Linked DNA regions of Homo sapiens: region 2 is linked to region 1. A link is a loop called in an ENCODE intact Hi-C map of the cell type or tissue named here. Cell type or tissue: endothelial cell of umbilical vein. All regions are shown on one strand. Each heading gives the region's core, and the rest is flanking DNA. Links, peaks and the distances in the headings are about the cores only.

The links. A loop is a pair of places that touch in the nucleus more often than their neighbours do. Peaks named below come from ENCODE experiments on the same cell type or tissue, not always from the same donor. Only the 100,000 strongest peaks of a DNase experiment are listed, where the experiment ranks them.
Region 2: it touches region 1 in a loop (6-fold over the local background); 2 of 110 quality-filtered maps call a loop at or near these places.

Annotation. Positions count from the first base shown.
Region 1 is chr9:2,836,866-2,839,785 of GRCh38, reverse strand. PUM3 (pumilio RNA binding family member 3) reads left to right here. Exons shown (of 18, transcript NM_014878.5): 2 at 1,269-1,360; 3 at 2,385-2,606. The coding sequence starts at 1,279. Among named protein-coding and RNA genes, the nearest start is that of PUM3, 5.8 kb to the left of the region's middle. In endothelial cell of umbilical vein, for the core only: no CTCF peak of the experiment used is centred there; DNase peaks (open chromatin) are centred at 1,215 and 1,625; H3K27ac peaks cover 402 bases.
Region 2 is chr9:2,335,833-2,338,752 of GRCh38, reverse strand. No RefSeq gene overlaps it. Among named protein-coding and RNA genes, the nearest start is that of VLDLR, 280 kb to the left of the region's middle. In endothelial cell of umbilical vein, for the core only: no CTCF peak of the experiment used is centred there; no DNase peak of the experiment used is centred there.

The sequences.
Region 1 (2,920 bases), core at 127-2,626:
ACAGGTGTAGAAGAGCTGAGAGATGCAGGTATGGTTATGATGGCCATAGCCAAGTAATAATGTGACCCTTCAGTTCTAAATGCCCTGAGGAAGCTGAGTAATTCAGGGACTGTCCATTTTTCAAAATCATTAGAAAAGTCTAGATTAGAACAGCACTTTCCAGAGTACTCCTTGGAAGTCTGCTGTTCCCTTATGATGTTCCAGGAAAAAGTGGTTCAACTGGAGTTGGAAAATCCTGCATCCTTTAGCCTTTGCTTGAGAATTGATTGTATATATTAGCAAATTAAAGAATCTGAAAAGCCTTTTCTTACGGGCTGATTCTTGTCATTTAACTTACTGTTTCCCAAATATATTTTATCCCAGAACCCTTCTTTTCTCTTATGGTAATATCCTGAGAAATTAGTTCTTGAATGGGCAATTCTAATCTAGAAATATCTGGTGTTGTCTAGGGATCCCTAACATCTGTTGTTTACAGCCAGCTTTCAAATGAGTTGATCGTCCAACTTTGGAAAGTGGAGAAATGAGCCAAATGGCTTTTTCTCTTGATCTGTTCTGCTGCTTTCAGGGACCTTGGGTAGGTGAGGGGTTATAACTTGTTTATCCTGTGCACCATGGTGTCTCAGTAGCCTATAAAGCGCCTATTAGACAGATTCCTTTCAATGAAATATTAACTATTTCAACATCTTATTTTGGAGTTCACTGCCAATTGCTTGGCTGCGTCTAAAACAATCACAGATTAAACACTGGATGCTAATCTTTGTTTTAGCTGTGTTGGATTGCATAGGAATCTTTCAGATAATCCTTTATTTTCTTATATTAAATGCATGTAGTGGTACATGCAGCCTATTGTTTGTTCCTGGCTTTTTAGGCTCCAAGAAATCAAGCGATAATTTTGTCAGTTATTCATCCCCTAGTCTTCCCAGGTTACAAAATGCAAACTCTGATGCTTATTATACTTAGTGTCAATAGTGGTCTATTTTTAGCCAGTACTATTGTGGAAGTGAAGTGATGCCTCCAGAGATATCAAACACTGGCCAGGGTGTGTGTTGTTCTTAGTTTTTTTATTGATACCTTGTTCATTTTCAGTTTTAAAATTTGAGTCAGTGATTGCAAAATTGCTGGATTTAAGTACTTGTCCATTCTATATCTGGCTGATTTGTATTGTATTTGTAGACTGAAGGACTAAATGTGGCAATGACTATGAAACAGCTCTTATTTGATGAAGAGAACTGCAGTGATTGTTTTTGGTTTTGGTTTTGGTTTTCCAGAGTTGCTACGATGGAAGTTAAAGGGAAAAAGCAATTCACAGGAAAGAGTACAAAGACAGCACAAGAAAAAAACAGATTTCATAAAAATAGTGGTAAGATATGCTTCCCATGTGGGTGTTTGGCTGTTATAATTGGGGGATGGGAGGGCATGTAGTAAATTTCAATCTGTATTCATTGGCTAGGATTAGGATTAAAATAGTAGGAAGAAGTATGTGTTATTGTGTATGAGTTAACATGTTGCTCATGACATTTAGACACTTAAGAAATTGCAAGAATGATTGAGGAATGCCTTATTCATGAAAGACTCCTTATCTCAGTTGTTGCTGCTGTTGCCTCATTTTATTCACACTAGTTCACCATACATTTTATTTTAACATTTGATAAATTAGGACTGTTTAATACATACTGCTCATAAGCCAAATACGTTTAGGTTCAGAATTTATAATGGTGATGTCTTTATTATTCCATCAGGTGTCAGTATTGTAAAACAGAAAAGTCAAGGGACTATACAAATGATTAATGTTTCCTTAATGTTAGCCATTACTGTTTGCATCTCATTTGTTAGGTACTAATTTGTAAGCCTTCTTGATCAAAAGTTTTTGATAAATAATTTTAATATAGGCTTTAAAATTTTCTTAAAACTAGAAAATTTTAAAATTAACATTTTAGATGTCCTTATGATATACTTTCCAAATTTCAAGAATGTTCAAGAAGTCATTTCTTAAGACTTCTTTTGTTATTGAACTCTTGAAAATTCTGTGTAGACCATCATTAAAGCAGAATACAAAGGTATATAAATAATAGCTCTGCTATATGCTTAAAACTAGAGAAACATACCAAACTGACACCAGTGTTTATCTTTAGTGGTAGAATCATGGGTAGCTTTTATTTTACATTTCTCTACTCTCTAGGTGGTTTTATAATCAAGGAAAGAATTTTTTATTTTTGTTTTGATTGTTTAAATCCAGTTCTACTCAAAAGGCTATATGTTGCATATTTGAGAGTAAGACATGGTATTGGGATTAAAAAGTATAATTTTCTGTAATGGATATAATCCAATAGATAAAAGAGATTTGGGCCCAGAATCATTGAACTTATAATTATTATTGTCACTAGATTCTGGTTCTTCAAAGACATTTCCAACAAGGAAAGTTGCTAAAGAAGGTGGACCTAAAGTCACATCTAGGAACTTTGAGAAAAGTATCACAAAACTTGGGAAAAAGGGTGTAAAGCAGTTCAAGAATAAGCAGCAAGGGGACAAATCACCAAAGAACAAATTCCAGCCGGCAAATAAATTCAACAAGAAGAGAAAATTCCAGCCAGATGGTAGAAGCGATGGTAAGTACTGGTTCGTTCATGCCTGAACTAGTGCCTGAACGATTGTGCACAGGGACTCTGGAGGTGCGTTAGAAACCTCACATTCTTATTCCTTGGCAGGTAACATTTTGGGACAGGTAGGTGGCTTAAATAAACAACAAAGCATCTTTCATGCTCACAATTTTCCTCTGGTGCTTAGAGTTTCTTATTTCTTAGCCCTTTTCTGAATTACCTTAGCCATGGAGTTAAGTTAAATTATAATGGCTTTATACAGTGGAACCTCAATAAAACATTTCTTTTTATAAGCTAAAATTTATTCGTTCATCGAACGAGTA
Region 2 (2,920 bases), core at 205-2,704, 500 kb after region 1:
CATGTGGCTATACTTACATGTAAGAGGTCAGGGACAGGCTATTCTATGTACATGAAAGAGGGAAAAATCAGAAATACTTAATGGTTAGCATTAATGACTAGCACCTTCCTAAAATCTTTTTACCATCCTAATTCCTATTCGAGCTTGTAGATTCAGCTCAGATGTTATCTATTCAGAGACCCTCCTTGTGTCATGCTCCCCACCTGCAGAGTGGGTGAGAAGATCCCACCTGTGCTTCAGACTTCAGGCACTTACTTCCATTATTGCATAGACAATACAGCATAGACATTATCTCTCCACTTGTCCATCTCCCACATAGTACGGGGTGCTCCCCAAGGACAGCAACCACTTTTTACTACTGTGTGCTCAGCACCCAGCACAGTGCCTGCTACATAACAGACACTCAAATGCGTGTTTGTTGAACTGAGCAAAGCTGGGCGACAGCACTGAAAATAAAACTTCCTTTTTATGAGAATCCATTGTGCCAGAGCTAACTGAAACATCGTGCAGTGTTTTAAACATTTTTCAATGCCAGCCTCTTCTCTCCTGCTGTTTATCAAATTACAGTGACATATTCAGGTGATAAAAAGAGCTCCCCTTAGGCAGAACTTAAATATAAACATTCTAGAAAACTTTTGCCTTCATCTGTTTCACTAGTCAAGTGAACCTTGCACAAAGCCTCAAGTTTTGGGTTGTTCGGGTTTTTTCCCTAAACAGAGTTTATTCAGCAAGTAAGTAGGGCCTGGACTGGGAAAGTAACTCATTTCTCTCACTCTTTGTGGAGATGTAAATCAGGTCATAAGCAAAAGTCATTTGGAAATCTTATTTCTCTGTGGGCTCATCTATTCTGCTCTGCTGCGTGGGTGAATCCCAGGAGCACCCTCCTGCCTTTTCTGTGCCATTAAGACAGAAGAGGGAATTGTACTTAGAGATTTCCTTAAGCCAAGACTCATTTGATTGCGGTCAGGAAAACTTAGGCCAAGTTCATTGGGAAACTGAACCCAGAGCCAAGGACAGCTCCGTGGCAGTATCCGGCTAGTGGTAAGGCAGAAATGACATCCTGCCATATTTCCATGTGGATTCTCTACAAAGACAGCAAAAAAACTCTTTCCTTTTTTTTTTTTTTTTAACCTAACACCCTTCTCAGTTCATAATAGAGCATTTCCTAATGCCTTGCTACTCAAGGTGTGGTTCAAAGACCATCAGCATTTGTATCACCTGGGACCCTGTTAGAAATTGATCATCTTGGCCCTCTCTCTACACTTGCTGAATCAGAACTTGCAGTTTAGCAAGATTCCCAGGTGATACATGTAGACATGAAAATTTGAGAAGCACTGAGCTGGGCTCTGAACACATCTTATGGAGGAGTCTCATTAGTATAAGTACAGCTTTGCCTACCACGGTCCTCATCTGACACTTTGGGAAAGGTAAACACTCCTTGAGCCAGGAGGTATTGCACTTTCTTTATTCATTGTTTAGGAGGCCACAGGTGATTGAAGGTGAAGGGAAAACCATCGTGTGTCCAAGGATCTCAGGGCCAGTTCCTCCTGCAGACAGCTCTCTTTATAACTGGGTAGTAGTCAGCCAGGCTGAAAATATGGGCAGTCCATTTACTGTGGGCTGATAAAAAAGACCCAGAGATGCTGCAAAACCATCTCCAAAGATCCCCAGCCTCCTATGCTACAAGCCACAGCTGGCAGCTCTTTTACAGCGTTTGCCTTAGGTGAGAGTGGTGAGAAGTAGGAGACAGCAGGATTTATGGGCTGTTTAAAACTTCCTATGTCATTTTTCTCCTTTGTACAAATACATGGACTCTTCTGACCGTTTCTCTTCTCCTCTGACTGTTGTTTTCTTCTTTGTGCTGTCTGATTTCCATTATCTCTCTTTCTCCCCAGTTTCCCTCTCTCTTCCGATGACATTACTTAGGTTTACTGCTAACTTGACTATCCTGTAGTACAACGTTGTCTCATTCATCATTTTGCCCTTTCTTGGTAGACTATCTTAGTTCATGTCATTTCATGTACCCTGAGATTAAGGTATTTCTGTAATGACTTCTGCTATCTTTTCGTTATATTTTTGTATTACTATGCAATGATATTGAGTATTTCATGTGTTCTTTTACAAAGTGACCGATGCTAATGCACTGCATGTAGTCAGTTAAAAGAAACTCAGCATGCTAGGCTAGCATGGGTAAAGGTCTTCATCCATTATCTCCACTTCTCTCCCGTACTATCAATCTCTCCATCTCCAATGGCAACTGACCTTCAGCCTACAGCATATTCAGATCTCCTCCATCTTAAAAAAAAAATCTGGTTTCAATCCTGTTCTCCCTTAAGCATACTGCCCAAAGGGGTTCGGTGTGTATTTGAGTACCCAGTTTCCTTCGTTTGGAATGCTTAACTATCTCCTGTCTGCCTGCATTTCTCTTTTGTGCTGCCATCTAAGTGAACTTTTTGAAACATAAGCTGTTACTGCACCCCCTGCTGGAAATCTGGCAATGGCATTCTTCCATTAATCTCAGACATCCAGATATTGAGTGCCCTTTGCAGCTGAGTCCAAGCGTTACTTACCAACCTATTTCAGGTCATTCATTACCTGCTCAAATGCATAACCCCATGGTGTTTCCTGTTGTCTTCTAAACACAATAACGGGTTTTCTTGCCCACTACCTGTATCTGTTCATTTTTCTATGTACATTATTTTCCCTTTTAGTATCTGCTGAGGTCCTGCTTAACCCTTCAAGACCCAGCCAAGGTCACCTTTCTTGTGTCAGAAGCCTAAAGCCTTACATGACCTCCTCTTTGTTCCCAAGCATCTTAGCCATGCCTCTGTCTCATTGATTGCCATGTGAATGTTTATGATTCTGCAGCATGAGTTTCCTGAACTCTTGGATTTTTATTCCACTTGTCTTTATACCCCAA